Regions from separate parts of the Homo sapiens genome. Here regions 1 and 3 are each linked to region 2. A link is a loop called in an ENCODE intact Hi-C map of the cell type or tissue named here. Cell type or tissue: GM12878. All regions are shown on one strand. Links, peaks and the distances in the headings refer to the core of each region. The heading gives the core; the rest is flanking DNA.

Region 1 (8,426 bases), core at 1,571-6,570, 57 kb before region 2:
TAATGTTTTCAGATCATGGTTGGATAAAGGGGACTAATGTAAAGACTGTGCTACATTTTTAAAGCATGTATCTTATTTGTTTCAGAAATCATCCAGTTTGTTTATTTGTACCTGTACTCTGGTTTTAGGATATCTTCTGGAATATTCGAAGTATTTCTTTCCCTTAATGATCGCTTGAATATATATAGACTAAAGAGAAAACTTTTAGAAGAATATTTAGTTTAGGGATCAGGGATTTGGGCCCAAATCTTGGATCTGCTACTCACCACCCTTCTTTCTTCTTAACATCTCTATTTTCCTATTAACTTCTGAGGAATAATACTGGTATTATGTCTGACTCCTAAGTGGTGGTGTTATTCCATGCTACTATTATGATTTTATGAAACAAAAAGTGGTGAAAGGTATCCCCTTTTCTCATTCTTAGATCTCAGTTTGTTGTACAATGCCTTATTATAGAGTAAATGCTTAATAACAATTTAAGTACTGTGGAAAAAGAAAAGGTAGGGCTTACGTGAGAAGGATCAGGAGTGTATTAGGGGAGTTGTAGTTTGTAAGCATCACGGGACAGGTGAGCCTTGAAGCAAGTGAGGGAGTTAGTCATTTGGATTTCCTGGAAGAAGAGCCTTCCAGGCAGGGCCGTTAGTCAGTGCAAAGCCCCTAATGTGGGAGTGTCCCAGGCATATTCAAGAAATAGCAAGGAGAGCAGCGTGATTGTCATATAGTGAATAAGATACAGCATATTAGAAGATGAAGTCATTTAGTTAAAACATATTTTGCAAAAGTGTACTTGCCCTTACTATGTATGTTGTTTACTGATAATTGTTTTTCTTTTTCTATTCTGTGCTTTATTTTATTTTTTAAAAATTGCTGATCTGACTCAGTAGGGAAGAACTTCCTAACTGGGTGGCTGATATTATTGATCTCTTCAGCCTTGCCCCATTTGCCTCTGTTGGGAGTAGCCTTTGTTGTTTTGATTCTCTGTTACAGGAGGGGTCCCAACTTGCAGTGTGAAAAATACTGTTGTAGTAACTTAAAATGTTAAACCAAAAGATTTCCTGACGTGTTTTTTGATTCCCGAAAGTGATAACACTTTCATGGTACAGAAAAGCATAATGAAGAAAAAAATGCGTACACTAACCACTGATAACATTTTAGTGTATTTCCTTTCGGTTTTATTCTGTGCATATGCGTATGGATTTTTAATAGTAATGTGTATATTTTGAACAATATAAGATTGGGCTCTTTTTGTTTAATCCTGATGTAGAGTGGTAGACTTCTGGTTCATAGAAATATAGAAAGAAAAGATACCACATGCTTAGATGTATTCTACCACTTGGAAATAACTCCTAGCTTGACCATGTAACTTCAAAAAGTTATTTAACCTTTCTGAGTTTCCATTTTCTCACATATCAGATAGAGATAAAGACCTCTCCTGCTTAGTTCTGGGGCAGCTAATGAGACTGAATGTGTCTGTAGTGCATTATAAGAAACTAAACTCTCCTGGTTTTTGCCACATAATAGGTGTTCAATAAATGTTAAGATGAGGGACTGAGTGAATGAATGAATGACTAAATAGATACCCTTTTTTTGAAACTTTCAAGTTGTCTGTCCAATGGTATTAAAATTGTGTGCACTGATGTAATGAGTTCACTTGACCAGCTTCCGGCCTTTGTGGTCTGTGGTCTTCTTATCCTAATAATTACATTGTCATTATGCCAACAAAAACAGCTTAAAAATGTGACTGTTAAGTGAATAAGTTATCAGCTTAGCTCTGTTTTATAACTGTATTTTAATTAGTGTTATACATAAATTTGTTATATTATTTTGAAAAAAGCTTATGGAGGGAGTTGTGTTTTGTCGTATAGTCCATTGGTTTTAGAATTAAAGGAGATTAGGGTTTGAATTCTGTTCTGCCATTAATTTGGACACGTCACTTAGCTTATTTGAATCTTATTCATTTAATAAATATTCTCCCTTTTACTGTATGCCAGAGACTGCAAAGTTTTTTTTTTTATTTATAAAATAGGGATAATGTAATTCCTACTTCACGTTCAGAGTTGCTATGATGATTTAAAGAGATAATATACATGTTTGTAAACTGTTGATAGAAGATACTGTTAGATTAAAATATTTGTGGATGCTTCAAACATGTGTTTGTTGTGTGGATTCTTTCCCCAGAAGGCTAGGTGTGCAATGTATTTCCCTTTCAGGGAGAGTTGATCAATTATGGAAGTAGTTCTATGGTCTGGATTTCTGGGGTAACTGAGAGTACTAGAAGGTAGAGTGACTTTGAAGCTGGAAAGACCTGCTTCATTCCTAGCTCCCTCTCTTTTTAGCTGTTGTGATAGTAGGCAAATTTCTTTATCTTTTTGAATATCAGTTTTTCTAAAAGTGGGAATAATAATTCTGCAAGATTGTGAGATTGAGATATAATGTATGTAAAGGACATTGTATGATGTCTGGCATGTAGGAGATACTTGTTTGTAAAGTAATAGTAGAGAAGGAAATGTTGTTAAGTGAATGGAGTCGTTGTGAAATGGAGAAAGCACCTTAGAAAAGGATAGTGCTTGTGCTGACCATCCTTCTGTGATTGTTATCTTTTGACTCTCTGAAATGAGTAAATGGGTGAGGCTTTTAATTTTAAAAGTCAAGTCTAGATATTAGTGGTTTCTTAAAGTATTTGTTAACTTGTCTCTTTCCTTTGGTAAGTTATGACATAGCCTTATCAAAATAGTGACAACTATAATTATGATTGATAGAAATAAAAATCTAACTTGATATGCATTTCAGCTTTTAATACAAAAGCAAATAAATTCCTGTAAGTGGTATAAATGAAAGTGAGGAAACATGCGTTATGCCCTGCTGTTTGAAAGGTATCATTTGCACTACATAGAAAAACATCGTTTCTATTACCTTGAACATTCAAAATCATTCAAAAAAGATTATCTCTGACTGTTGTAATTGACTAGGTATATGGAAAATGATGACAAATCTTTAGAAAAATATAATCTTTCTCTAGTTGAATTTAGTAAGGAAAGAGTAGATTATACTGCAGATTTCTCATTACTGAAAATATGAAAAAATAAAAATTCCGTTTAAGTGTGGAAGATTTTTTGTTTTGTTTTTGAGACAGAGTTTCGCTCTTGTTGCCCAGGCTAGAGTGCAATGGCATGATCTTGGCTCACTGCAACTTCTGCCTCCCAGGTTCAAGCAGTTCTCCTACCTCAGCCTCCCAAGTAGCTGAGATTACAGGCATGCGCCACCATGTCCAGCTAATTTTGTATTTTTAGTAGAGACGAGGTTTCACCATGTTGGCCAGGCTGGTCTCGAACTCCTGATCTCAGGTGATCCACCTGCCTCGGCCTCCCAAAGTGCTGGGATTACAGGCGTGAGCCACTGCACCCAGCCAGTGTGGAAGATTTCAAATTGGTAGTTATGCAGTTTCATTTGCTCCTGTAACCTTAACTTACGTACACCATAGTTATCATAGTTCTGTGGTCTGGAATATTGCTTCCATGGGGGTATAGTTTTTTTACACAAAAGCATATGTAGTATTTACTACTTTTAGTAAGTTTTGGCCCTTAAGCTAAATCTGTTTATAGACTTGATGAAACTGGGGATTTAACAAATCTATTTAAGTTTAGATACTGTAATGAAGGTATTTGGTGAGAACCTGTTGGCAGATAAGATTGATTATGATGGATATTTTAATTTGAGATAAAGAAAAGTTCATTATATGGTCTTGCTTTTCTGATCTCATTAATAGTTACACATATACCTACCATTGGAAAGATGGAGAGTTGGTTAAAAGAGGAGGGTAAATTGTATTTTCCATTCTACAACGATAAGTAAAATTATAAAGACTTCCTTGATACACACTAGTTATTGTCTTGAATAAAAAAGTGTTTTAAAATATATAATAACCGAGCCCTCAGTAAATTTTAATAGCTTTTAATTCTGAGAAGTATCCAATATCCTGTAGCAAAATAATCAGAGGGTTCTGTTTTTCTTCTTCATTTGTACCATGAGGCAAGATAAACCACCTGGCTAGTATGACTGAATTAGTTAATTGTGGTAAGGCTGTTGTGTTTGTTGCCTTAGCTTTTTGTGGTTGATGCCTTTCTTAGCTTACTTTATTTGGGGAATACCCCTTTCTACAGTAGTATCTAGTGTCTCTGGATTATCTTTAGCTCTTACTTCTAATGCAAAACGGATTGTGGTATTTAAGGAAATAAGCAGGGAGCTTTATCCATAGTTCCGTATGATACGATTTTCGGAGAGTCTGTCACTTATTTTTGAATATTACTTTGAAGTATTAGTTAATAAATATTCTGGAATATTGTAAAAATAGGATAAAAGATGTTTTCTTGGTATCTTTAAATGCACTTTTATTCAGGTTGTTTAAATGGTTTTTAGTTTAAAGAAGCAACAAGGGTGTCTTCAGGGCACAATTTCTTTTAAGAGAAATATGAACTCTTGTATTATTATCAGTTTATTAACCCATTGTCAGGTAATGAAGTAATTCATATCAGTCAGATATTTTAGGTAATTAAAACCAATACCATTAAAGCAAAACAAGTTTGGTTGGAAATCATTTAAAAGTATACACAGTCATCCTCTTTATGTTTAGGTTCTGAAATGGTGTTTGTTAATGCCCTTGTGCATAAGTCCAGAGTGGCACATTGTACAAGGGATGGCTAATTTTATCTGTTGGTGACAGGCAGAGTCAATGTGGTTTTGCTTGATTTGCATCTGTGAAAACTTTTAAGTTTGTAGTTAGAAAGATTATAAATAGAAGAGCGTGTTGTCTGACATACTGGAGGCTATCATACATGATTTAACTTTTTAAGTGACTGTGATGTATTCCCTAGGTTGGAGTAGCTTCCTAATTACAAATTATAATATCCTTTGGTAAGTCTTCTGTAAGACTCTGAGAGCATTTCCTACTGTTAACTACCTCATTCTTCCCTGTTAGGCTATTTTCTCTGGTTCTTTTATGCTCCAGTAGTTCCATCTGTCTGTCCGTCTGTCTTTCCCTCTGTATCTGACTGTTTTCTCTTGCTTTTTCACGGGGTGGAAAAGGGAAAAATATCTACATTTAAGGGACAGAAGACCGTAAGGAGATAAATGTGGATACTCTCTAATGTACTATCTTAGAGCTTTTCTCCCGTCCTATTGCATCTTGATAGCCAGTCATTTTAATTCATAACCACTATTCAATTTCACTTTTGCATCTCTATAGATTGGAGTAGCTAGGAGCCTGTTAGTGCTTTTATTAGTGCCTTGGGCAGTGTTACTTTCTTGATGCATTAGTCCTGGGTGTAAAAGGTAGTCAAACACGATTTCCAAATTTCCCATGCTAATTGGTAGAAGGTGTCTCATCTTCTGACAGCTATTTTCCCATTGACTGGAGCAAGGCATGTACTAGTGAAATTGAAGTAGATCTGTGACTGCACAGAAATTCTTTTCTCTCAAATAGTCTTCCCTTTCAGTTCTCAGTCACCTAGGTTTGAAGTCTTACACTTTTTGACTCATTGTACTTTCAACCCTTCTCATGGCTTTTTATTTTTTGCTGTAGCTGATATCAACCCCCCTATCTGGCTTTCAGTGGTCTATTTTATATACACCTTGCTTTTTTCCTTTAATAATGTATTTTGGAGGTCTTTCCATTAGTACATAGAGAATGTCCTTATTTTTATTTTCATAGTGGCATAGAATTCCATTGTATTGATGCATTGTAATTTATCCACTATCTAGTTGATGAATATTCAGGTTGTTTCCAATCTTTTGCTATTACAAATAATATTACAGTGAATAGCATTATATGTTCATCATCTTTGTTCACCTTTTTTTTTATTGGGATGTTGTCTTTTCCTTACCCATTTCCAGAGCTTTTTATAATTTAGGGAAATTCTTTTTATGTTTTCTCAGTTTCTTTTCTCTTTCTTTTGTTTATTCATTCTTTCTATTATTTGTTATGTGGTTTTGTGTAGTAAGTGTGCTTGTGTTTGTGGTTTCATCAATCTTTTATGGCTTTGGGTTATGATTCATAATTAGAAATTCCTTCTCCATTCCAAGATTTGAAAGTAATTCTCATGTATTTTCTTTGGCTACTTTTGTGGTTTCATTGGAAATATGTAAATCTTTATATTTATTTGAAATATATTCTCATGAGGATTTAGAGCATGCTTTTTAATATACAGTTAACCCCTTGAACAATATAGGTTTGAACTGCATGGATCTACTTATACGTGGATTTTTTTTTTTTTTCCTACAGTAGGCCCTCCATATCTGGCAAGTTTCACGTCCACAGCCAAATGCAGATCTAAAATACTGTATTCATAGAATGCGAAGCCTGAGGATGTGGAGGACCAATTTTTTGTATCTATGGGTTCCACAGGGCTAATTGTGGGTCCTGAGCATGCATGGATTTTGGTGGAGTGTCCTGGTACCAATCTCCTGTAGGTACCCATGGACGACTGTATATGTTTTTTCAGGTGGCTGCCTGTTGTTCCAAACCAGTTTATTGAAGTGCCTGTCTTTTCTCTCTGACTTGAGGTGTATAGCATGTCTTTATTTGGGGTTATTAGTGGACTTTATCTTCAGTTCCTTTTTTCTGCATATATATATATATATATTATTTTTTATATTTCACTCTAAGTTCTGGGATACATGTGCTGAATGTGCAGGTTTGTTACATAGGTATACATGTGCCATGGTGGTTTTCTGCTTATATTTTAGAATGGGCTTTTTTGGTTTAAAAAAACATTTTGGTATTTTATTCATTACATTGCATGTATATTTTAACTGAGGGAGGCTTGACTGCTCTATGATGTTTCCTGTTCATGAAGGTGGTGTATATTTCTACAAGCTCAAGTGTCCTTTTATGTCCTTTGGGATAATTTAAAAGTTTTTTTGCTTTTTTACATTTTTTTGTTTATTCCTAGATATTTGGTTCCTTTTTTGTTGCATTACAAATAGGCTTTTTTCCTCTTCTATTATATACTCTAGTTGTTTTGTGTGTGTGTATGTTATTAATTTTGTATATTAATCTTATACTCTGATACACAGTCTCTAACTGTTTGTGGTGTTATTTTAGTTAATTTGTTTTTGGTTGTCATGTATGCAGTTATGTGATTTGCAGTGAGTGGCAATTTTATCTCCTCCTTTCTCATTTTTATACCTACAACGTTTTTCCTAATTGCTTTGTCTTGTACTTCCAAAAATGTTAAATGAATGTTAAATAATGGTGTTCTTAATGACATTCCTGTCTTGTTCTAAATTTAGTAATAATGCCTTTAGTATTTCCCCAATAGACGTGATTATGGCTTTGGGCTGAGACAGATGTATATTTTTTCTGTTAAGTGACTAGCATTTTAAATCAGGAATGCTGTTGGACTTTGTCAAATACCTTTTTAGCATCTATTGAGATGATTATATCAGATTTAACATTAATAAATCTCACTTAGGTCATTTTTATTAATATTTATGGTTTTTTTTTTACTTGATCTGTCATTGAAATGAGAGAAGTAAATTAAAATTTATGTTACAGATTCATTTCTCTTTCTACTTGTATCTCCCATAATTTCTGCTTTACAGATGTTGCTGCTGTGCTATTTCGCATATAGATGTTTACAACTATTACACTGTCATTGTAAATTGTGCTGTTAGCTTTTGAAAGAGCCCTTTTCTTTTTGTCTTATTAAATGCTTTTTGGCCCCATTCCACTTTGTTTAGTAACTAAAGATGGGTATCCCCCAGCTTTTCCATTATTTGCATTTGCTAGTATTATTTTATTTATTTTTTAATTTCCAACCTGTTGGAATTACTATCTTTTATAGGTATATCTCTTGTTTTCAGAATAGAGTTGGGTTTTACTCTGTGACCTACTATGAAAACTTTTAATAGATCAGTTAAACCTTTTATAATTACTGATATAAATTCTTTTATAATTACTGATATAGATGTATTTAGTCTTGATTTTCATATTTTTTTTTCAGTTTTTCTAAATATATTTTACTATGCAATCTAGGTTTTTTGTTTATTTTGAAAAGTAGTTCTTTTCATATATAGGAAGCTTTTTTTCTTATATTGGTAATCACTATAATTAAATCTTATATTCCTCAATGTGTGTCATTCTACATACTGGCAGGATACTCATCTTTATTAAGATGCTGTATTATGTTAGTTTCCTGTACCCACGTTTGCAAGGCAGCTCATTGGAGGATCAACTCCATAGCTCTTTACAGTCTTGCCCCAACCTAACCTTCCATCTTTATCTTCCAATGAGGCACTACATGAACTTCCATAGCCAGGATTCACTACTCTCTTCATCCATAGAAACTACTCGTTGATCCAACCCATGCAGTGCTCCCTGCCTTTTTTTGGCCCTGTCTGTAAATTTTCTCTGTAATGCTTTCTATTAG
Region 2 (8,426 bases), core at 2,137-7,136:
GATTAATTAGGTCAGAAAAGACATAATTTATAACTTGATTTAAGCACTTATTAGTTTTAAGCCAATAGATGCTTTTTTTACACTACACACAACATATATAAATACACAGAAGATCTAGTAGTTGTAAGATTTTTTACTTCCCAGTTTTTTAATTGGATTACTGGCTTCAGGGTGGAGCCCTGGAGGAACAGGGCCAGGGAAGTGTGCAGTTTCTACAGCCTAATAAGCGGGCATAGCTGGAATGCAAAATAGATCCCCCAAATTAAGGGTCCCATTTTTATACCAGATCCTGGATCCCAAAAAAAAGAGGGAGCCAGCCCATCTCCCATGGGAGTCTTATCTCTCAGTGGGGTGTGAGGACATTTTCATACCTTCTAGGGGGCCAAGAGCATGCTTCTCTAATCCAAAAGTGCAGAGTCAAGTATTAAACTATAACTGCCATTAAGCATGCCCAAAAATACATTTCTTAAGTAGTTCTCTCATAATTCAAAGTAATTTCTGATACCTTCCAAAGTCAAAAACGTCAGATAACATAATGCAAAACAGAACAGAACCTTAGATTTTGAGAGGAATCTTAGCTATTTCTAATTTCTAGGGTTTCATGAGGAAAACAGAGGTTTTTCCCAAAACAGGGTCTGTCGTGCCTCCTCTGTTTTTCCCAGGGAATCCCAGGCTGTTAGAGCTTGAATATCTGCTTTTAATTAAGCTAACTTTTAACCATAGCACTCTTAAAAAAAAACAGTTCTTTTAAATTTCTTATTATCTGACTTTAGCCAGGCCAAATGACCAGTATTTCTGGGTTTTGAACTTTACCAAAGGTAACCTCCAAGGTGCTCAGAGAAAGGAAAATTCAAGATGGTTCGTGGAGAGGGAGGGAGTCAACAAATGATAAAGGTCTTACAGATATCAAACCAGAAAGGACTTATTCCCTAAGCCAGGAATTGAACCCTCAACCTGTGCCACCATTGTGAAAAGACAAAGCCTTAGCTACTAAGCTACAGCATTGGACAGTTTCTATTGCTCTTCCCTGAAGGAGGCTAGAGCAGTCAGTTTTGAGCTTGCAAAGGCTTTTAATGGCTTAAGATAATTTTTTGAGCAAACTATGACATGGACCCCAAAACTCCTGTTCCCTGGATGGCAGAGACCAACAGAAAGTACTGACCCATTCTTACAAGGTCAAGCTCCCAAAGACATAGAACAAAATGAGAAGGAAACTTCAGCATTTTTTTTTTTCAGGTACTTGCAGCAAAGTCTGTAATTAACCAGTTTTCCAGGCTGGCTTGAACCTGGGCTTATGGGATCCTAAGCCCGTGTTCTGTCCATAAAGGTATTCTTCTTTATGACAGAGCAATGTAGAAAGACAAAGTTGCAGCACAAAGTACACCAGATTCGCTACAGTAGCCACTCTGCTTAGTATGCAATATGGAATTGGCAAGGTTCAAACTTGCCCTCAGATGGGCCCTGTCATCTTTAATCCAACCTCTGCTGTCATGTGGTCTCAGGGCACAGAGGATAGGAAAGGGAGAAAAGCATTCATTGCCTGCAGCAAGGTGGGGAAGGCAAGGTGCTCAGGGAGGCCAGAGAAAGACCTACTTATTGCAGTGACACTCAATCAAAAGTTCAGGCGGTCACTTGTCAGTTGCAAAGGGGTTTTCCAACAGTCTCACCAGCTTTCAAGTTTCCCCTTTTGGGGAGAAAAAAGGCTCTCCATGTCCAGTGATCCTGTACATGCCTAATCCTGTCACCCACAGCTGTCAGCGAAGAGTACAAGGCAGATTAATCCAAAGAGAATAGTGGTTAACTCCCCATAATGCCAAATCCATTCATAGCTGAGAGGAACTTTACTGAGTGGGGCCTCTAACTCCCTAAATTTTAGGAAGTATTCTAACCATCCTAAGCTGGGCCTTGAACCCAAGTTCCACCAGATGTCCTTGCCTTTTATTAAGAGGGGCCTTTAACCCACTCTTTTTTAGGAGACACTCTAACTCCCCTCAGTTGGGCCTCTAACCCAATCCCATCCTTTACCCGGATACCCCACTACTTACCCAGAGTTGGCCATTTGGTGCTGCAGTCTGTTTCCTTTTGGGTTGGGGGTTTCCTCAATATCGTCCCTCCATGGTTCACCAGGAGGATATTACCAGAAAGGAGTCCTGATCCAGACCCCTAGAGAAGATTCTTGGATCTCAAGAAAGAATTTGATGTGAATCCATAGAGTAAAGTGAAAGCAAGTTTATTAGGAAAGTAAGGGAATAAAAGAATGGCTACTCCATAGGCAGAGCAGCCCTGAGTTGTATTTTATTGTGTATATGTACCACATTTTCTTTTTTCTTTGTTTTTGAGACTGAGTCTCGCTCTGTTGCCAGGCTGGAGTGCAGTGGCATGATCTCGGCTTACTGCAACCTCTGCCTTCTGGGTTCAAGTGATTCTCCCGCCTCAGCCTCCTGAGTAGCTGGAACTACAGGTGCGCACCACCACGCCCGGCTAATTTTTGTATTTTTAGTAGAGACGGGGTTTCGCCATGTTGGCCAGGATGGTCTCAATCTCTTGACCTCATGATCTGCCCGCCTCGGTCTCCCAAAGTGCTGGGATTACAGGCATGAGCCACCGCACCCGGCCCCACATTTTCTTTATCCATTCATCTGTTGATGGCCACTTAGGTTGATTTCATATTTTGACTATTGTAAATAGTGCTGCAGTAAACACGGTGGTGCAGATATGTCCTTGCTATACTGATTTCCTTTTCTTTGGATAAATACACAGTAATGGAATTGCTAGATCATGTGGTAGTTCTATTTTTAGGTTTTGAGGAACCTCCATTTTGTCTTCCATAGTGGCTGTGCTACGTTACTGTCTCATCAACAACATGTGAATGTTTCCCTTTCTCCAAATCCTCTGCAGTATTAATTATTTTCACATTTTTGTTAATAGCCATTCTAACTGGGGTGAAATGATATCTCATTGTGGTTTCGATTTGTATGTAACCACATGATTAGTGAAACTGACAATTTTTTTTCACATGCTTTTTGGCCATTTGTATGTCTTTTGAGAAATGTTTGTTGAGATGCCATGTCCTTTTTAAAATAGGATTTTGTTGTCGTTGTTGTTGCTTGTATATTCTGGATGTTAATCCCTTATCAGATGATTAGTTTACAGATATTTCCACTAATTCTCAGGTTGCCTCTTCACTCTGTTGAGTGTTTCCCTTGCCCTACAGAAGCTTTTTAGTTTGATAAAATCCCATTTGTCTATTTTTGCTTTTTTTTTTGCCTGTGCATTTAAAGCAGTATCCATAAAAATCTTTGCACAGACCAATGTGCTAAAGCATTTCCCCTATGTTTTCTTCTACTGGTTTTATAGTTTCGGGTCTTAGATTTATGTCTTTAATCCATCTTGAGTTGATTTTTGTTTATGGTGAGAGATAGGGACACTTAGAATTTTTTTATACCTATTGTGAAAACTATTTTAGACTCAGAAATAGATTTTAAAAATTCTGTCATTATTGTGTGTGCCTTAAAAGGAAAATAAATTTGTTCAAGTTATTCTGAAACTAGAGTCTGACTCTTGTGCATCATTTCTCAACTGAGTCGAGTTTTTTGTTTTTGTTTTTGTTTTTTTACACAGTATTGGCCTCCATGCCATTAAGAGTATTGGTAATGCTCTACTCTCTCTAGGAATTTCTTCCAAGCTGCTAAAACCCATTCTGCAAGTATTGATGCTATCACTTTACTATTTGACTAACCTCAGAGTTTATTTTTTCTGAATTGAAATATATCTCTGCTAGTTAAGCAACTTTTCTTCAAAGTTACCAAAATATAAGCCAAAATGTTAATAGTGGTTTTCTCCAGTGGTGGTTGGAAGTGGTTCTTGTTTTCTTCTTTGTAACTGTCTGCTTTCCAAAATTTCGAAACACACATAGACACACATGTACACATGCATGTACATATGCACACAATTAAAACATGGCCTTGCTTCAACTTGCTTCACATCTTATCTTCTGCAGTCTTATCATTTGGGGAATTCAGGAGCGTAATTCATTATTCTCCTTGGTGGTCATGCTTGCTGCCTTGAATCTAGAAAGTCCCATCAGTCAGCCCCTGGTGGGACCAGGTTCTCTGCTGACCTCCAGTGGCCTTAGGCTGTATGGCACTAAGCAAGAGGCATTCATATGCTTGCTGGTCAGTGCAGAACAGACCCACACTTGTGTTTTTAGGAAAGTACTTTGTAATTGTCCTTGATTAGGTAGCACATGCACCCATATACCTGAGTTACTCTTACCTGTCTTCCAGTGCAACTCGAACCTTACTTATTGGAAATTGAGAAGCTTTTTATAGGAACTATATATAAATATCATAGTAAGAACAAGAAAATATGAAGTGAAGACTTTATGTGCATAGAACAGAATTTGGATGAGCAGTTAAGCCTGAGTTCTGAGTGAACTTCTAGGCTTTGCTTATTAGTTTTCTGTTGAGGTATTTTGTTTTGTTTTTTGGGGATGTTTGTCTTTTTGGGGTTTTTTTGTTTGTTTTGAGGGGTGCAGTTTGGGAATGGGAAGAAGTACATAGGCAGCAGTGGTCCTTCTCCTGGAACCAGAAGAACAATAAGACTTTCCTGTTGAAATGATCTGCCTCTTTGTATTTTCTGCCATGGATAACCATTGCAGGGAGAGACGTTGCTGAAACGAGTATGAGGCAATTTCCCCATTTGGAACCCTGCTGGGTATTAGTGAGGCAGGCAGGCAGGACCCATCAAGGAAAAGTAAGTGACCATTGGAGCAAAAATATATGCTAATTTTCCAATCAGTGAGCTGTTAACCTTCTGGGATTTATAATTCCTCTGACATCCATTTTAACATTTGATCTATCCAGTTAATTTTAAAAACCCATTTATTATACCCCTTAAGTCATTTTTTGTTATATTGTCAAAGTGTCACATTCTAATTATCTTAAAATCACTTTTGGCCAAAGCTTGTAAAATAAAAAAAAAAGCATTATGTCTGAGATTACTGATCAATGTAATTTTAAGGTTTTTGCTTCTTAATAATTAAACGCCACTGCATTATGCAGCATACCTGCTGCCAGGATGTTGTTTGAGAATGAAGCAAATGAATATCTAATCCCATAATAGTTTTCAAATATTTTAAATCTTTTTCTCTCTGTAACCAGAATTTTAAAGCAACCTAAAGATTGTAATGTTTGTTAATAGACTCTTGTGATTTTTGCCACAACTATTACAGTACTAGTCTCCCTGGTTCTCTACTACTTCCAGGTGAATTTTTTGAAAGCCCAGCTCTACAGCTCAGTGGCTGCTTATCACAACACTGGATAAAATTCAAACTCCATCAGCTTAGTGCTTAAGACCCTCTAGAGTCCGTCTCTAACCTTATTTATTCTACTCCTGGTTTATGCATACTTGCTGTTAGCACACTACTTTCTCATTGCGCCCCCTAATTCATCAAGTTTAGAAAGTTGAAAGCATTATATTGTCTCCTATAGTGCATCTTGCTGTCCATTTTCATACTGATACTTAGGACACAGGTGGAAAATATATGTTTTGTATTAGACTAGTTTCTTTGCTTCTGAGTCCATCTCATATCCTCTCTGCCAGATCCTTTGGGTATTAAAAAGTCTTAGGGTATTAAAAAAGATTACTTGACTTCTTGTTGACAAAGTAGGCACCAGCTAGGCTAGTTTACCTTTATTAACATTGAATATTGGACCTAAATGAAACCTACTAGGAATATTTTACTTTCACAGGGTTTCATATTATTGAATTTTAGTTTAAAACATTTTTATTATTACTGATTTTTTGCCAGTATGAAAGACAAAATGTTATCTGGGAGTTTTAATTTGTAACTTTCTGATTACAACTGAACATATGTAATAGTTTATTGGCAATCTGTGTTTCTTTCATAAACTGATAGCTTTAACTCACTTATCTTTTTGGTAGTCTTTTTTTAGTTCATTCTTTTTATATTCTGAATATTAATCAGTTGTCTCTAGTACATGTCACAAGTACCTTTCTTCCTGTCTGTCTTAAAAATTCGTGTTTTTCTTTTAATGTCTAGATGCTTCCTAATCTTTGTGGCTTCAAAATCTGGCAAATGTCTTGGCTGCATGTGGTCTTGATACAGGGTTGCAGGTCCTTTCCAAAGTAGACGTTGTCTCCTAAGTACCAGGAGGCCATAGGAGATTTTTCGTCTTTGTGACCCAACTCCCCAGGTTTGTATATCACCCCAGCACTCAGCAGATGTCCTCTGGAGACATTTCTCTTGCCTATGCAGGTATAATTCTCAGCCCTAAATCTGCAACTGCAGGCTTAATTTCCAAAACAAATTACACAGGAAACCTATAAGAAAGAAAATGGCTAGTGATCTTTGCTTACCTTAGGAATGGTTCTTCCTTTCCTGGAATGTCAGTTCCTTTAGTCTTCATTGTTTTCATGATTTCTGGTATCTTAAAAATATGATACAAAGTTTTTTCTAGTTGTTGCAGTAGGACCAACACATTTTTGCTTCCCACTACACCCTGCTTGAAAATGGAAATCCATTTGTAGATTCCCTTTTGGATTTTCTGTGAACTCAATAAAAACACCTGCAAGTAATGACATTTCTTCCTTTACAGTCTTTTATTATTATTATTATTTTGACCAAGAACTCCAAATCAGTATTATATAGAAGTGATAGCAGGCATCTTTTTTCTTTTTTGATCTCAGCATGAAAGCTGTTAGTATATCACCATTTCAGTTGTTTGTTATATCAGCTTTTAGTATATCACAAGTCAGTTGTTTATTTAAATATCCTTTTTTTCAATTAAGGAAGTTCTCTTCCTAGTTTGCTAAGAGTGTTTAAGCATGAATGAATATAGATTTTTATCAAATGTTTTTCTGCTTTTGAGAGATAACAAAATTTGTCTCTTTCATTCTGTCAGTGTTGTGATGTACATTAATTGGTTTTCAAATATTTATCTAAACTGAAGTGCTAGACTAAATCCAGCTTTATTGTGATGTATTATCCTTTGTATGTAGTGCTAAGTTTGTTAATATTTCTATTCAAGTTTTGCATCTATATTCTTGAGTAAGATTAACAAATACTTTTTTTTTCTCATAATTTTCTTGTCAGGATTCCCGTGAAGATTACGTTGACCTCAAAAACTAGTTGGGAAGTGTTCCCTGTTTTTGTATTCTCTGGAATAGTTTGTGTAAAATTGCCATTATTGGCTCCTTAAATGTTTGGTAGAATTTACTGGTGAAGATGTGTGGGAATGGAGTTTTCTTTGTGGAAAGGCTTTGAATTAGATTTGGGTTCTTTAATAATTGTAGGATTATTTTTTGAGATGGGGTCTTTCTATGTTTCCCAGTCTAGTCTTGAACTCCTGGGCTCGAGCAAACCTCCTGCCTCAATCTTACCATAGCCGGGGCTATGGGCATGTGTCACTGTACCTGGCAATAATTTTAGGACCATTTATATCTTCTGTTTCTTCTAGTGTCAGTTTTGATTAGTTATATTTTCATGGGAATTATGTGAATCATCAAACTTATTGGAATTAACTTACTGATAATAGCTATCAGTGGAAGGAGCTTAGAAGTATATTTTTTGAAAGAGAACAACATGAGGTCATACCAGTACTTCCAATTCAAATTATAGGGTTTTTACTTAATTACTCAGTTTTATATATGTTTTCCTTATGCTGAAAATCTTGATTCTTAATGGCATTAGCATGATTACTCATGTGCTTTATCTGTAATATATGTGTATGTATTTAATTTCAAAATAACAATGACAGTATTAAATTGTTTTAAAATTTCATTTTGTTTTAATGTTAAACATTTCCATGGTTCCAAAGTCAAAACTATAAAACCAAAGTATAGTCAGGGAATTCATCCCTGACCTCTCCATTTTCTCCCATTGGTGTTTTTTTTTTGTGGGTAGAGGAGAGACAACTATATAAGCAAACATATATAGACATGTAAATATGTGTGCATGTATATACATATGTATTTATATTTCTTCCCCAAGTTTCTTCTCCCTATTTCTTACACAAAATATTTGACCTGTACACACTCTTCTGCACCTGGCTTTTTTTTTTTTTTAACTTGTCTTGAAGATTGCTCCTTAGCAGCAAACAGAGATCTTTTTTATTTCTTTATATTACAGCCTAGTACTTCATTATATGGGTACCATACTTTATTCAGCCAGTCTCCTATTGATGGACATTTAGAGAAATAGTAACTTTGTTGTTGTTGTTGTTGTTGTTGTTGTTGTTGTTGTTGTTGAGTCAGGGTTTCACTCTGTCACCCAGTCTGGAGTGCACTGGCACGATCTTGGTTCACTGCAGCCTCCTCCTCCCAGGTTCAAGAGATTCTCGTGCCTCAGCCACCAGATAGCTGGGATTACAGGCATGTGCCACCATGCCTGGTTAATTTTTGTA
Region 3 (8,426 bases), core at 1,942-6,941, 410 kb before region 2:
AGAGTTGTATTCGTGGGCCAGCGCCTGCCAGGTACGCTGCTTAAGGGCAATAGTTCGCGCATCACTTTTCTTACATTCCAGCACATATTTATACTTTTCTACTAAAGCCAGCAGGATGCTCTTTTCCAATTCTGAGAAGTATTTGGCAGGCTTTATAATTTCGTTGTTTTGCATTTTCCACTGTATTTCTCCTGGCCGCTAGCTATCCTGTAAAAGGAAGTTTGAAGCAATGATTACCAACTCCAGCAAAAACAATGCCTATAAATCACTGAAGCTTAATTCCTGACTTGATTCCCTTGTCTGAAATACAGTACTTTCTTTTCCATTAAGGTTGAATTATGATATTCAGGACTCTGGAGAATATTTAGAAATGTACTAGGAATGGGGTTTTATTTCAAAGTGGATTGTTGTGGCTATACTGTGACTATCTGGTATATAACAGCAAAAAAAGAAAAGTTGAACATTTTTTTTTTGAAACGGAGTCTCGCTCTTGTCACCCAGGCTGGAGTGCAGTGGCACGACCTGAGCTCACTGCAACCTCCACCTCCCGGGTTCAGGCAATTCTCCTGCCTCAGCCTCCTGAGTAGCTGGGATTACAGGTGCCTGTCACCACGCCCGGCTAATTTTTTTTTTGTAGTTTTGGTAGAGACAGGGTTTCACCATGTTGGGCAGGCTGGTCTCGAACTACTGACCTCAAGTGATCTGCCTGCCTCGGCCTCCCAAAGTGCTGGGATTACAGGCGTGAGCCACCACGCCCGGCCTAGACTCTGATTTGTTAATTGATTTTTCTTTAATATTAGGGAACTGATTATTCCCCCAAATCATGTTAGCCAGTTTTAGAACTAAACAGCTTTCCAAAACTTTTGTCACAGCTGAGGACAAAAGAAGCCACCGTGTACTCAAATATAAAATATGATGTGGGAGGCTGAGGCAGGCGGACCACGAGGTCAGGAGTTCCAGACCAGCCTGACCAGCATGGTGAAACCCCATCTCTACTAAAAATACAAAAATTAGCTGGGCGTGGTGGCGTGCGCCTGTAATCCCAGCTAGTCAGGAGGCTGAGGCAGGAGAACTACTTGAACCCGGGAGGTGGAGGTTGCAGTGAGCCAAGATCGTGCCACTGCAATCCAGCCTGGGTGACAGAGTGAGACTCCATCTCAAAAAAAAAAAAAAAAAAAAAAGATGTACAGCCGGGCACAGTGGCTCACACCTGTAATCCCAGCACTTTGGGAGGCTGAGGTAGGTAAATTGCTTGAGCCCAGGAGTTCGAGACTAGCATGGGCAACAAGGCAAAACCCTGTCTCTAAAAAAAAAAAAAAAAAAAAAAAAAAAGGGAAGAAAAAGAAGAAAAAAAAATAGCCAGGTGTGGTGGCATGCACCTGTAATCCCAGCTACTTGGGAGGCTGAGGTAGGAGGACTGCTTGAGCCCAGGAGGTCGAGGCTACAGTGAGCCATGTTTGCACCACCGCACTCCAGCCTGGATGACAAAGGAGACACTGTCTCAAAAAAAAAAAAAAAAAAATTTGACGTTTTCATCACTCTGTGGCATGTACCTGGAGCAATGGCAACCTCAGTTTTTTCATCTTTAAAATGAGGGGTTGGAGTCTGTGATCCTTCAGGTATGCGGGCTGTTTTTTAAAATCCTAAGTAAACAATGTATGTAATTTCAGATGTGAAAGGGCCTAGGCACTTAAGAGACTGAGTCCAGTGTCCCTCTTTACATTCCTCAAGTCTCTTTCCAGCTGAGAGAAGAAAGGGTCAGAAAGGTGAAGTGGATTGCACAAGATCACAAAGATGGTGACATAGAAAGTCCAGAGCTTGGACTGCCCTAGGAGTCTGGTATTCTTAGAATCATTCCACAGCTGTTTCTCGGCCTCTTGCCTTGGGTCACTCCAAATGATTCAACCATGATTCCCATAAGTCACTTTGTCATCCTCTACAGTGCCGGGTCAGCATGTTTCACACAACAGGTGCTTAGTGAATGTCTTCTTCCAGTGAAGTGTATGAAACCTATGTGTGTTTTAGGACTGCACGCTATTCCCATATCTTTCAATCACAGAAAGCTTCCTATAAAATTAACCTCTCAAATATGTTACGGCAAAAATGTAGCTAAGCAACACTGACTGCGGCAATAAAGTAAGCATTATCGTTCCCCTAGTTGGGAAGGGCCTACGTATTCCCAGTCCTTCTTACATTCTCCAAGCCTCTGATTTCTCAGAGTAACAGGCATGCATCAAGATACTGATGAGGCAGTCCATTTAAAACTGACCAATCATGTCAAAAAATTAGGAACTGGGCAGGCGTAATGGCTCACACCTGTAATCCCAGGACTTTGGGAGGCTGAGGCGGGCGGATCACGAGGTCAGGAGATGGAGACCATCCTGGCTAACACAGTGAAACCCCGTCTCTACTAAAATTACAAAAAAAAAAAAAAAATTAGCTGGGAGTGGTGGCAGACGCCTGTAGTCCCAGCTATTCGGGAGGCTGAGGCAGGAGAATTGCTTGACCCCGGGGGGCGGAGCTTGCAGTGAGCTGAGATCGCGCCACTGCACTCCAGCCTGGATGACAGAGCAAGACTCTGTCTCGAAAAAAAAATTAAAAAAAAAAAAATTAGGAACCAACTTGAAAAGAGCCCCACAAGCCAAAAATGGAATAATTTGAAATCAAAGGTCATATGTACACAAGGATTCATTATTTTCTCAACCTTTGTTATGTTTTAAAATTCCATAATAAAAAATTAAGCAGGGGAGGCTGTGACTTTTAAGTTTACAGTACACTAATTTTGAATCACACTATTTCAAGCCGGCTACTCACGCACTATGCCTGGGAAGGGGTTTCTGTAGTTGTGAATGGCTGAAATCTGTTTGACTGAGGCTGGAGAGGACTGGGCCAGATCAGAGACCCTTCAAATTGACGCCAAGGAGTGTGGTCTTTACATGAGGGTGACAGAACCTGATCACGGTCTCTCACTACGCACTGCCTCATCCTAAAAGTTGTTATTAATAGAATGAAGTACGAGGGTAATCCGTATCTCCAAATACCAGGTACCCTGCTCTACATTCATACTGGACACATCAGGTATCAGACACTGGGAGGTTCGGACACATGTCAAAGGTGGTTTGGCCCTCAGATCCTGAGCAAAGCTAAATGAGCGGACATTTATCTTTGGGGATGTGTCCCTATAATGCTAAATTCCCATGCTTCTGTTTTGATCATGTTGCTCTAATATCCATACAATGATACCCAATCCAGGCTCCTTCTTCCTCAAAGGTCCCAAATTAATTTTTTACCTTCACCCATACTTTTATTCCCTATGAATCAATGTTCCCCAAACTGAAATTTATTAACATACACCCTGTACAATATCTCTCTTCTGTATTATCTCTATCTGCCAAGATGTCTATGTCCAGCTTAACTTTCTGTAGTTTTTGTTAGGAAATCAATAGGTACACTGCCTGTTCTTAAATTACACAGCTTACACAGCAGATTCTGATCCAATTCCCTAACCTCAATGTCTCTGCTCCAGATGTCAATATGCCAACTTTCCCCACTTCTAAGAATTGCTGCTGTAAGGATTAAGAACTCTGATTCACAAATGAAAAAAGGATTACTCCCCATTTTGTTGTTATATGTAATGCTCTTTTACATATACATTATATGTGTGTGTACACACACACACACACACTTTCTAAATAAATCTCTTTTTTCTATTTTAGTTCTTCAAGATAAATTCCTAGGACTTCTCCACCAAAAGATAAAAACACTTAAGACTTATGTTATATCCCCAACTTGTCCTTGTAAAATGTTGCACCAATTACATTTCTATTAACAGCACATGAGCATGTCCATCTCCCTATTTTGTTTTTTTATTCTGTGCCAACTGTGGAAGTAAAAAATGTCACTTCATTGATTAATGATATATGAATTTCAGCTCTGAGGTAAGTAAGCCACACTCTGAACAAAGGTCCTGTGATCCTTGGTGGGACTGAAATTACATGGAATTAATTCCAAGCAATGTAATTCTTCCTCAAGATGTGTGCAGTACCTCTAGCTGCCACTAGGTGGTGGTGGACTTGTGGGGAGTCTAAATTTCACAAAGGTTCTTGCCCTACATGTGGCCAGTTGAGTCTCAGAGTAATAATAATGATAGCAATAATATAATAGCAGATAACTTGTATTGAGCCCTTACTGTAGGCGTAACAAATGTTTAATATGCACAATATCATTTAACCCTCCCAAAAATAGCCTCTGAGAGCACAGTTTGTTATACTTCAATGTTTTCTGTTAAAAATACATATACATATGCATGTATATATAAATTTACATATATAAAGTACCAGAAGAAATTATACGACTGCTCTTAAAAGCAAATGCTCAGAATTACCAACACCTGGGGACCATTAATAGCCTATTAACTAAACTGTTATTTAATCACTAGCTAAGTAAATCCAAAGTTACCAATTTACTTTGCTTAATTTTGTAGAACAGCAGGCCTCACTGGGCCTTGCGGTTGCATTCTGCCTGGCTATAAAGGGATTCTGATACAAGGCAATGTACCCCAAAGGTTCCTTATGGATTTTCAACAGCCTTGTGAAATAGGCTGTTTATCTCCCTTAACCAATTACCATTCCCATTTCCCAGATAAGAAAACTGTGGCTCAGTAACTTACTCTGGTCACAAAATAGTAAGTGGTCTGACTTACTCCAATGCTCATGCTCCTCTCTGCTCTGCTTAGCTCTCTTGTTTCAGACCTAGTGATAGCCTCTATTCCCCTCCTCAAAGTATGGGCATTAACACTCTAATCATCAGCCGGGAAAGGGCCCAGGGTAGGGCAATTTAGGTGGAGTGTGTCTCCATCTGTTGGCTCTTCCCCCACTCATTTCCCTCCCTCCATCACCTCCTCTCGATTTCAAACTTAGGGCCCATAATCCTCCCACGTGTACCTTCCTCACTCTAACCAGAGCTCTGAAATAATTTCCGCCCTTGATCCAGTAAGACTGTATGTTTGGGCCAGGCATGGTGGTTCACACCTGTAATCCCAGCACTTTGGGAGGCCGAGGCAGGTGGATCACCTGAGGTCAGGAGTTCAAGACCAGCCTGGCCAATAAGGCGAAACCCCATCTCTACTAAAAATAAAAAAATTAGCCAGGCGTGGTAGCAGGTGCCTGTAATCCCAGCTACTCAGGAGGCTGAGGCAGGAGAATCATTTGAACCTGGGAGGCGGAGGTTGCAGTGAGCCAAAGTCGAGCCATTGCACTCCAGCCTGGGCAACAGAGTGAGACTCTGTCTCAAAAAGACTGTATGTTTGAAAGGTAACTGTGGAGATCTTTTGGAGCTTTAACATGGTCCATGCCTCCGGGGAATGCTGGCATTCCGCTTGAGCACAAAAACAAATACTTCCCAAAGAGGTCTCTCCAGCAAAGCTTATTAATGCTTATTAATAGAAACTTTGAGGCTAGAAAGGATACTCTTGTTTAAAACTATTCATCAATTGTCCATAATTGTTTATAAATGACAACATAAAAAGCGTTCCCTGCCGCATCAACTTTTATTAGGGATAGACTGGACTTCCCTGTCCCCAATTCTGCTCAGGAGCCATTATCTCTTGTGTCTGCTGTTCTGCTAGACAGTATATGATCCATTCTTATGCATGGTTGTAGGGCAACAAGCAGCCCAGTGACCCTCACAAAGTAGGCGCTCAGTAAACATTTCATAAATGCAGATATTTTGATATAGGCATAAAACAGCCCACCATGCACACAGCATCATACATGACAAAACAGTACACTAAAGGCTGCATTAGCTGGGTATGGTGGTGTGCCTGTAGTCCCAGCTCCTTGGGAGGCTGAGGCAGGGTGATCACTTGGGCCAAGGAGTTAGAGGCTACAGTGAGCTATGATTGTGCCTGTGAACAGTCACCCCACTTCAGCCTGGACAACACAGTGAGACCCCATCTCTTAATGAAAAAAAGCTGCATTAAAGTAGAAATGGTCAAATAAAATAGCAAAATCCAGATGCAACAGAAGTTCCCCTTGGGCTAGGCAAAGACCCATAGATAGGCCTAAATTAAAAGGCACAATTCCAACACCCATAGAAGAACAAGAAGGAAACAATTAGCACAATTTCCAAAACACTAACATTGACTAAACCACCAGAATACTGTAATGCATACATTTACTATCCAACTTAAAACAAAAATTCATCTGTTTATGGACTAAATGTCTGTGTCCTCCCAAGATCCATATGTTGAAGCCCTAATTCCCTAGTGGTTGTATTTGGGGACTGGGCATCTGAGGAAGCAATTAAGGTTAAATAAGGACATAAGTATGGGGCCCTGGTCCAGTGGGGTTAGTGCCTTGATAAGTAGAGACACCAGGAAGCTGGCGTGCCCTGCTACCCTCAATGGCTTACAAAGAGGAGGTCATGTAAGAACACAGCAAGATGGCACACAGCAAGATGGCCACCACCTACAAGCCAACAGAAGAGATCTCAGGATGAAATCTAACTTGCCAACACCTTGATCTTGGCCTTCTCAGCCTCTAGAACTGCAAGAATCCAATTTCTGTTGTTTCAACCACACAATCTGTGGTATTTTATTATGGTAGCCTGAGAAGACTAATATACCATCTAGTGATTTTTAAGTCCACCAAGGGTGAAACTAAGTCCTAAAGTTTGAGCAAAGACAGAGAAACTTGTCAAGATTTCACATCTCTTGCTCTTTGTGGAAAGGGGAGTTCTTTGAAGTTAATACTCAGAATGGGTACCATGACTGAAGAGCTATGGCACTGGAAAATCAGACTTCAGGACATTAATAGACTGCTGATCTTAAAGTGAGGTGAAATGAACCAAGACACTGGATGCAGAAAACCCGGGCTCAAATCCTGACTTTACCCCTCACCCAACCGTGTGACTTTGGGCAAGTCAATCAACCTCTAATGCTTCATCTGTGAAATGGAGTTACTCCCCCGCTATCCCGGCCCTGCCTCATTCCCTCTGCGCAAAAGTCCTGCAACGTGAATAAAGAAACACAGACTACAGCTTCAATCAATTTTAGTTCTTTCTACTCTTCCCACCCATATTAAACTGCTTCCAAAAGTAGAATAATACTGTGTGTGTGCGCACGTGTGTGTGTGTGTGTGTGTATGGTGTGTGTGTATATATAACAAGTTATTGGCTCTTTATTTCATACACACACAATTCAACAAATATGTAATGAACTCCTGCCAAAGGCTCAGCACTGTTCTAGAGTATGTGGGAGATACAAGGACAGGCTGAACCCTCCAGCCTAGAAAGAGCGCTGACATGCACAAACTGACAACTAAAATGAGAGGCACGCTGAAACAGACACCAGAAGAGAGGACAAAGCACCTTGAGCATGAAGAAGAGGGAAGAGGTTCACTTGCATTCTTCATGAACAAGAGGACATTTGAGCTAGATCTTTAAGAATGTATAGGATATGAATGGAGAGAGTTGAAGAAGATCATCAGATAAATAATTGATAAGAGAAGGCCTGGACTCTGAGTGGGGACAATGTTATTGGAAAGGAGGAAGTATACACCAAAGACTGTTTCTTTCTTTTTTGAGAGACAGAGTCTAGCTCTGTCGCCCAGGCTGGAGTAGAGTGGCGTGATCTCGGCTCACTGCAACCTCCGCCTCCTGGGTTCAAACAATACTCCTGCTTCAGCTTCCCAAGTAGCTAGGATTACAGGCACCCATCACCACACTCAGCTGATTTTTGTACTTTTAGAAAAGATGGGGTTTCACTCTATGTTGGCCAGGCTGATCTCAAACTCCTGACCTCAGGTGATCAGCCTGCCTCAGCCTCCCAGTGTTGGGATTAGGATTACAGGTGTGAGCCACCACACCCAGCCAAAGACTGTTTCAAAGGAAGAAATGAGCAGGATGTATATGTGTCCACAGTAGGGTAGGGGATCAACAGAAAGCAGAGGCAGGTAGGATATATGAGGATTAACCAAACACCTACTTTGTGCAGGCATCAGAGAGAATGGTATTCCTTAAGATCAAGGAGATCACAGACCTATGAGGACATCAGAGTCCCATGAAGACATAATGCACATGTATTGTGGGATAGGCTGGTGACGAGACAGTGTGATAAGCACAGTGACAGAGATGAGCCTAGGGACATACTCCAAAACTGGGGGGATCTAGAACAGGAACCTTAACTCCTACTTGAATAGACTGAAATTAGATTAGCTTGAGGACAAAGCAGGGCCACAACTCGGGAGGTAAAGACTTAACATATTCAGAAGTGGTGGGTGAACTGAAGGACACGTGGCAGCCCTCCCTACAAGCAAGGCCTGGAAAGTAATGGGCAATCCGTTTGCTCTAAAGAAAGGCTGTCTCCTACCCTAGTATCTTGCCTGTCTCCTGACTCAACATCTCAAAAATAACCTTTGTTTTAAACT

Evidence for each region. A loop is a pair of places that touch in the nucleus more often than their neighbours do. Peaks named below come from ENCODE experiments on the same cell type or tissue, not always from the same donor. Only the 100,000 strongest peaks of a DNase experiment are listed, where the experiment ranks them.
Region 1: it touches region 2 in a loop (5-fold over the local background); 22 of 110 quality-filtered maps call a loop at or near these places.
Region 3: it touches region 2 in a loop (4-fold over the local background); 11 of 110 quality-filtered maps call a loop at or near these places.

Annotation. Positions count from the first base shown.
Region 1 is chr9:100,080,600-100,089,025 of GRCh38, reverse strand. The region is part of intron 1 of ERP44 (endoplasmic reticulum protein 44); the gene reads left to right. Among named protein-coding and RNA genes, the nearest start is that of ERP44, 14 kb to the left of the region's middle. RefSeq lists an enhancer at 4,985-5,064. In GM12878, for the core only: no CTCF peak of the experiment used is centred there; DNase peaks (open chromatin) are centred at 4,115, 4,735 and 5,434; H3K4me3 peaks cover 2,004 bases; H3K27ac peaks cover 3,489 bases.
Region 2 is chr9:100,023,998-100,032,423 of GRCh38, reverse strand. The region is part of intron 4 of ERP44 (endoplasmic reticulum protein 44); the gene reads left to right. It overlaps LOC105376176 (a long non-coding RNA gene), which reads right to left. Exons shown (of 3, transcript XR_001746547.2): 3 at 1-6,452. Among named protein-coding and RNA genes, the nearest start is that of ERP44, 71 kb to the left of the region's middle. In GM12878, for the core only: a CTCF peak has its summit at 4,115 (motif pointing left); a DNase peak (open chromatin) is centred at 4,083; H3K27ac peaks cover 1,317 bases.
Region 3 is chr9:100,433,687-100,442,112 of GRCh38, reverse strand. It overlaps MSANTD3 (Myb/SANT DNA binding domain containing 3), which reads right to left. Exons shown (of 3, transcript NM_080655.3): 2 at 1-207. The coding sequence starts at 174. MSANTD3-TMEFF1 (MSANTD3-TMEFF1 readthrough) reads right to left here and starts at 207. Exons shown (of 10, transcript NM_001198812.1): 1 at 1-207. The coding sequence starts at 174. In GM12878, for the core only: a CTCF peak has its summit at 4,060 (motif pointing right); a DNase peak (open chromatin) is centred at 4,061.